Linked DNA regions of Homo sapiens: region 2 is linked to region 1. A link is a loop called in an ENCODE intact Hi-C map of the cell type or tissue named here. Cell type or tissue: transverse colon. All regions are shown on one strand. Each heading gives the region's core, and the rest is flanking DNA. Links, peaks and the distances in the headings are about the cores only. Region 1 overlaps ACVR1B (activin A receptor type 1B). Region 2 has its middle 2.4 kb from the start of ANKRD33.

Region 1 (2,806 bases), core at 273-2,772:
GTTGGGAAGAGTCTCACAGAGGAGGGCACATTTAAAGGAGTCTTGAGGCCGGGCAGATCACATGAGGTCAAAAGTTTGAGACCAGCCTGACTAACATGGTGAAACCTCGTCTCTACTAAATACAAAAAATTAGCCGGGTGTAGTGGCACACGCCTATAATTCCAGCTACTTGGGAAGCTGAGGCAGGAGAATTGCTTGAACCCGGGAGGCAGAGGTTGCAGTGAGCCCAGATCATGCCATTGCACTCCAGCCTGGGCAGCAAGAGCAAAGCTCCGTCTCAAAAAAAAAAAAAAAAAAAAGGCCAGGCACGGTGGCTCACACCTGTAATCCCAGCACTTTGGGAGGCCGAGGCGGGTAGATCACCTCAGGTCAGGAGTTCGAGACCAGCCTGACCAACATGATGAAACCCCCATCTCTACTAAAAATACAAAAATTATCTGGGTGTGGTGGCGGGCACCTGTAATCCCAGCTACTCAGAAGGCTGAGGCAGGAGAATCACATGAACCTAGGAGGTGGAGGTTGCAGTGAGCCGAAATCATACCATTGCATTCCAGCCTGGGTGACAGAGCGAGACACCATCTCAAAAAAAAAAAAAAAAAGGAGTCTTGAAGAATGAGTTGGAATTTTTAAGAGAGGCGAGAGGGCAAAGAACATTCCAGGCCAATGAAAATACCTTGAGTAAAAAGACAAAGGCATGAAGGTCCACTGTATGTTTAAAGAACTTTTATGATGAGGAGACCAGCATGATGTGCTTGTGCTGGGGAAGCAGGGGGACGTCAGGCTGCCCCAGGTGTACAGGATCTTGAGGGCTGACCTTTATCTTCTAGGTAAGGGGCTTCTACTGAAAGTTTCCATGTGGGAAATGAATGTTCATTTTTTCCTTTGGAAGGAATTCTGGCAGTGGTGTGGAGGATGAATTCATTCACTACCAGCCTTCTGTTGGGAAGGGTGGGGTGAGGCGGGGTGTGTGTGGGTGCACAGGGCAAGAGCAGGCTGAGATGGGAGGCAAAAGACCTGTTGGAAGTCTTTTAGAGAAGGTCCAAAAGTAGGACAGGCGGACGGAGATGGAGAGGCGGGGGCTAATTTGAGAAACATTTTGGTGGTTCTATACTGTTGTCATTAAAAGCATAGATTATAGAGTCAGACAGTCCTAGATTTTAAGCCCTGCTTTGCCACTTACTGCTTGTATGAATTTGAATATTACATAACCTCCTCTTTGAGCCTTAGTTTTCTTGTTTATAAAATGGGGATGATAACAGCGCCTTACCTTCCAGGTGGTTTGGGGAAGTGAGATAATTTATGTAAAGCCCTTAGCATGGAGCCTAATACATAGTAAGCATGCAGTAAATGGTAGTTCCCATCTACCAGACCTAGGGATTAATAATGTATTAATTATTTGATTGGGGGTGGGAGTAAGACAGTTAAGAGTCACTTGTGATGGTAAGGGTGATTGGATATATAGAGATACATTGAATGAGTCAAATGAAGCAATGTTGAGTTTTATAAAGACAGTAAAGTTAATCTTAGACTAAACATAGATGGTCCTCCATTCTACATCTGGAGTTCGCTTGTGAGCAGAGCATTGCTCTCTTTGGAGATGGGAACCCATGGGCCGCACAGCACTGCCCTCTAGTGGCTAATAAGCAGAACAGCCAGAAGGTGGCCCCCAGCACATGAGCCCACACTTTCATGTTCTCTGCCCTCTTTCCTTCCTCCACCAAAATAAAGCAGATGTGGGTGGATCGGCCCACAGGTGGCTGGCTGAAGAGTTGGTAAATCTGGTCAAACATTTACATTCAAATCTATCATCCGTGCTTACTGAGAGGAGAAATTGCCTAGATAAGGAGTAGCTAATCATACACGTTTCCTGTTTGTGTTCACTCTTTCCCCATCTCTCCGCCTGGCTCAGCCCTCTGGTAGATTACCTAGAAATGTGTATGGGCAGCAGCAGCTCTCCATGGTTAATGGACAGCGTAGGATGAAGACACCATGTTAAGGGTGTTTCCGTTGTGCCAATTAGTGTGGGAGTTGGAAAATTTGTCAAATTTGCAATGTCAGGTTTCTTCCTATTCTTTGGTTCACAGGGTTACCCCTCTTTGTCCAGCGCACAGTGGCCCGAACCATCGTTTTACAAGAGATTATTGGCAAGGGTCGGTTTGGGGAAGTATGGCGGGGCCGCTGGAGGGGTGGTGATGTGGCTGTGAAAATATTCTCTTCTCGTGAAGAACGGTCTTGGTTCAGGGAAGCAGAGATATACCAGACGGTCATGCTGCGCCATGAAAACATCCTTGGATTTATTGCTGCTGACAATAAAGGTAAGGGCTGGGCTTGGATACAGCATTCCCAGATAGAGGATGCTAGAGAAAGTGCATAGCTATGGGGTGCACAGCTCTGTTTGCCTTCATCATTGTAACCCGTAGAAAGAAAACTTGAGTAAGGTCAAGGTTTCCATGCTTTCCTTAAAGTGTGGAGCCTTTTATTCCATGAAAAGGTTATACAAAAATCCAGGTTATCAAGCAAATAAACAAGCAGTTCTTACTCAGATAAACAAGATACACCCCCTCACCCTACCTGCTCAATTTCTCTTTCTCCACTCCCCCAAACCCACCTCCATTGTAGTTCCTGCAGGGGGTCCCGTAAGCTTATTTTGAAAATCACTAGGATGGGCTGGGCGCGGTGGCTCACGCATGTAATGCCAGCACTTTGGGAGGCCGAGGCAGGCAGATCACTTGAGGTCAGGAGTTTGTGACCAGCCTGGCCAACATGGCAAAACCCCATCTCTACTAAAAATACAAAAATGAGCTGG
Region 2 (2,806 bases), core at 255-2,754, 95 kb before region 1:
AGTATCCACTCAGTAAGTGTGTATGTGCCCTGTGATCTAGTGATCTCAGAGACCCCGATGGGTCCACAACTAGATACGTATGAGGGTGTTCACTTTGGCATTATTTATAGTGACAGGAAGTTGGAGGCAACCTAAGCATCTATTGCAGGAAGAAGGGATAGGCTAAATGAGGTGGATGCACACTATGGAATTCTATAAGCAGGAAGAAAGAGGGAAGAAAGAGGGAAGAAAGAAAGAAAAAAAGTGGTGCACTCTACATCTTTCATCAAGACAGTGTTAATTATAGTGAACCCCAAGTTTCTCTTCAAAGAATCAGTATGTCAGTATGTTCAGCTCTCTTATTCTTTGATTATCCATTTTAAAGTTTAGCTTCCTGGTTCTCTTCCGTTCCCTTGCTCCTGGTTTTAGTAAACAACTTTCCCTCTAGTCCTAATCAGTAGTTCACATCTGTTCTCTGGTCAGCTGCTCCATCCTGACTCATCCCGTTTATCTGCTTTGACCTGAGTCATCCCAGTCACCTGCTTTGACCTGAGTCACCCTGGTCACCTGCTCTGATCTAAGTCACCTTTAGTTCCCTGTTCCTAACTGTCCTTCCCGCCAAACTACCCACCCCGCCACTCTAACTCATATCCCTGCTCTCTTTAAAATAGCCAATCGGAATTAGCTTAGGCTGTGCGGTCCAACCCTAGCCAATAGGGGAACGCCACAGCAGTAGGGCCGTGTGTCAGGAATAAGAACTCCTTCTCCTCTCCTGTCCAGGTGTGCTCTTGCCATTGTTCCATTCACGACTCGCACCCTTCTATAGAAGTAAAAATTGCCATGCTGAGAAAATTAAATTTATGTTCGAGTGCTATTTCCTTGCAGCATTGAAAATTTATTTACAACAACAGCATGAACTTTTTTCCTAGAATCCCTATCCATCAGACTTCTGTTTGCATTTCATTGGCCAAAACTGCATTACATGATAACACCTAACTGAAAGGTAACTAGAGAGAAGGGGAGTTATGAACAGGGATTGTGTTAGATAATCAGAGATGTCTGGTTTATCATCTGATAGATTTTTTTCTAACTGCTGTATAGAATTCCATAGGGTGCATCTATCCCATTTTGCTGTGATGGCTAGAGGTTTAGCAGCCATCTTGTGCCAAGGAGGAAAAGTCAAGAGAATCCCAGAGAAGGCCCTGACAAGTTTCTTAACCAACATCAACAGTTTCCTATTCCTGAACTTTTTATCATGTATTAAAAACAAGCACCTCTTTGTTTAAGCTACATGTGTCAGAGTTCAATTGCAGACAACAGAAATAAATCTGGACCTGGTGCAGTGGCTCACGCCTATAATCCCGGCACTTTAGGGGGCCGAGGTGGGCTGATCAACTGAGGTCAGGAGTTCAAGACCTGCCTGACCAACATGGAGAAACCCCGTCTCTACTAAAAATACAAAATTAGCCGGGGTGGTGGCACATACTTGTAATCCCAGCTACTGGGGAGGCTGAGGCAGGAGAATCACTTGAACCCGTGAAGCGGAGGTTGTGGTGAGCCGAGATCGCGCCATTGCACTCCAGCCTGGGCAACAAGAGTGAAACTCTGTCTCAAAAAAAAAAAAAAAAGAAAGAAAGAAAGAAAGAAAGAAAGAAATCTGATCAGTTTAAACAGAAAGGGATGGAGAAGCAGGCTTAGGTCCAGGAACAACCCCCAGCTTTGAGAGTCACATGACCTCTGCCTGTGATTGAGAAAACAACAGTCACTACTACAGGAAGCTGATGAATCAGGAAGCTGCTCACCAGAGCCTTGCTGCTGCTGCCATGACCTGTGACAGCAAAACGGATGTCCCATGCTACGTAGCTCTGTTCCAAATTTATATCTTGCACAAGAGCAGGACGCAAACCACAGAGTCATAGCTCAAGGGAATCTGGGAAGGGTTGTTTTAGCTTTCCAACTTCTGCAGCGCAGAAGAAACACTGAAAGCAGTTTTAGATTAATGTTGAGGAGCCCGTCTATTATGGACAACATACCATTCAGCTTTTTGGTTACTAAAAACCAAATGCACATCCAACTGATACACTGCACCTAAAGCAATAAGGATGGAGCTTAAGTGAAAAAGAAAAAACTAACAGAATAAGTTCTATAGCACAATTCATAACATGTTAGTTAAAAACACATACAAGCAGAGCATGGAGGCTCATGCCTGCAATCCCAGCACTGTGGGATGCCAAGACAGGAGGATCACTTGATGCCAGGAGTTTGAGACCAGCCTGGGCAACAAAGTGAGATCCCCATCTCTACATAAAAAAGTTAGACAGGCGCGGTGGCACACACCTGTGTGCCTCCGAGAAGCTCGTAGCTTCTCGGGAGGCTGAGGTGGGAGAATCACTTAAGCCCAGGAGTTTGAGGCTGCAGTAAGCTATGATCATGCCACTCCACTCCAGCCCAGGTGACAGAGTAAGACCCTGTTTCTAAAAAGAAAAAAATAAAATAAAAACACACAAATCAGTACTATCTTTTTCAATGAAATGTACATTTTCAAGGATATACAAGTGCCAGTTGGTAAAGGGTGGAGGAGAATGGGATGTGGGGATTAAGGGTGAAAGAGAGAAACTAAAGAAAGTAAAACAAAACAAGAGAGAGGTCTTGTACAGTCTGATGATGGGAGTGATACCAATGGGGGAATATCATTGGCTCCATTTTCTACATCTGTGGACCAAGACCAATCCATCAAGCTTAATATGTAATATAAATATTAAAGAATATTTTGATAACAATTTATCATTATATTAACAGATCATTTAATTTAAATATTTCATATTTA

The links. A loop is a pair of places that touch in the nucleus more often than their neighbours do. Peaks named below come from ENCODE experiments on the same cell type or tissue, not always from the same donor. Only the 100,000 strongest peaks of a DNase experiment are listed, where the experiment ranks them.
Region 2: it touches region 1 in a loop (6-fold over the local background); 82 of 110 quality-filtered maps call a loop at or near these places.

What each region holds. Positions count from the first base shown.
Region 1 is chr12:51,978,885-51,981,690 of GRCh38, forward strand. It overlaps ACVR1B (activin A receptor type 1B), which reads left to right. Exons shown (of 9, transcript NM_004302.5): 4 at 2,085-2,315. Among named protein-coding and RNA genes, the nearest start is that of TAMALIN, 27 kb to the right of the region's middle. RefSeq lists enhancers at 1,787-1,836, 1,847-1,896. In transverse colon, for the core only: a CTCF peak has its summit at 1,660 (motif pointing left); a DNase peak (open chromatin) is centred at 1,629.
Region 2 is chr12:51,884,308-51,887,113 of GRCh38, forward strand. No RefSeq gene overlaps it. Among named protein-coding and RNA genes, the nearest start is that of ANKRD33, 2.4 kb to the right of the region's middle. In transverse colon, for the core only: no CTCF peak of the experiment used is centred there; DNase peaks (open chromatin) are centred at 574 and 1,784; H3K27ac peaks cover 1,410 bases.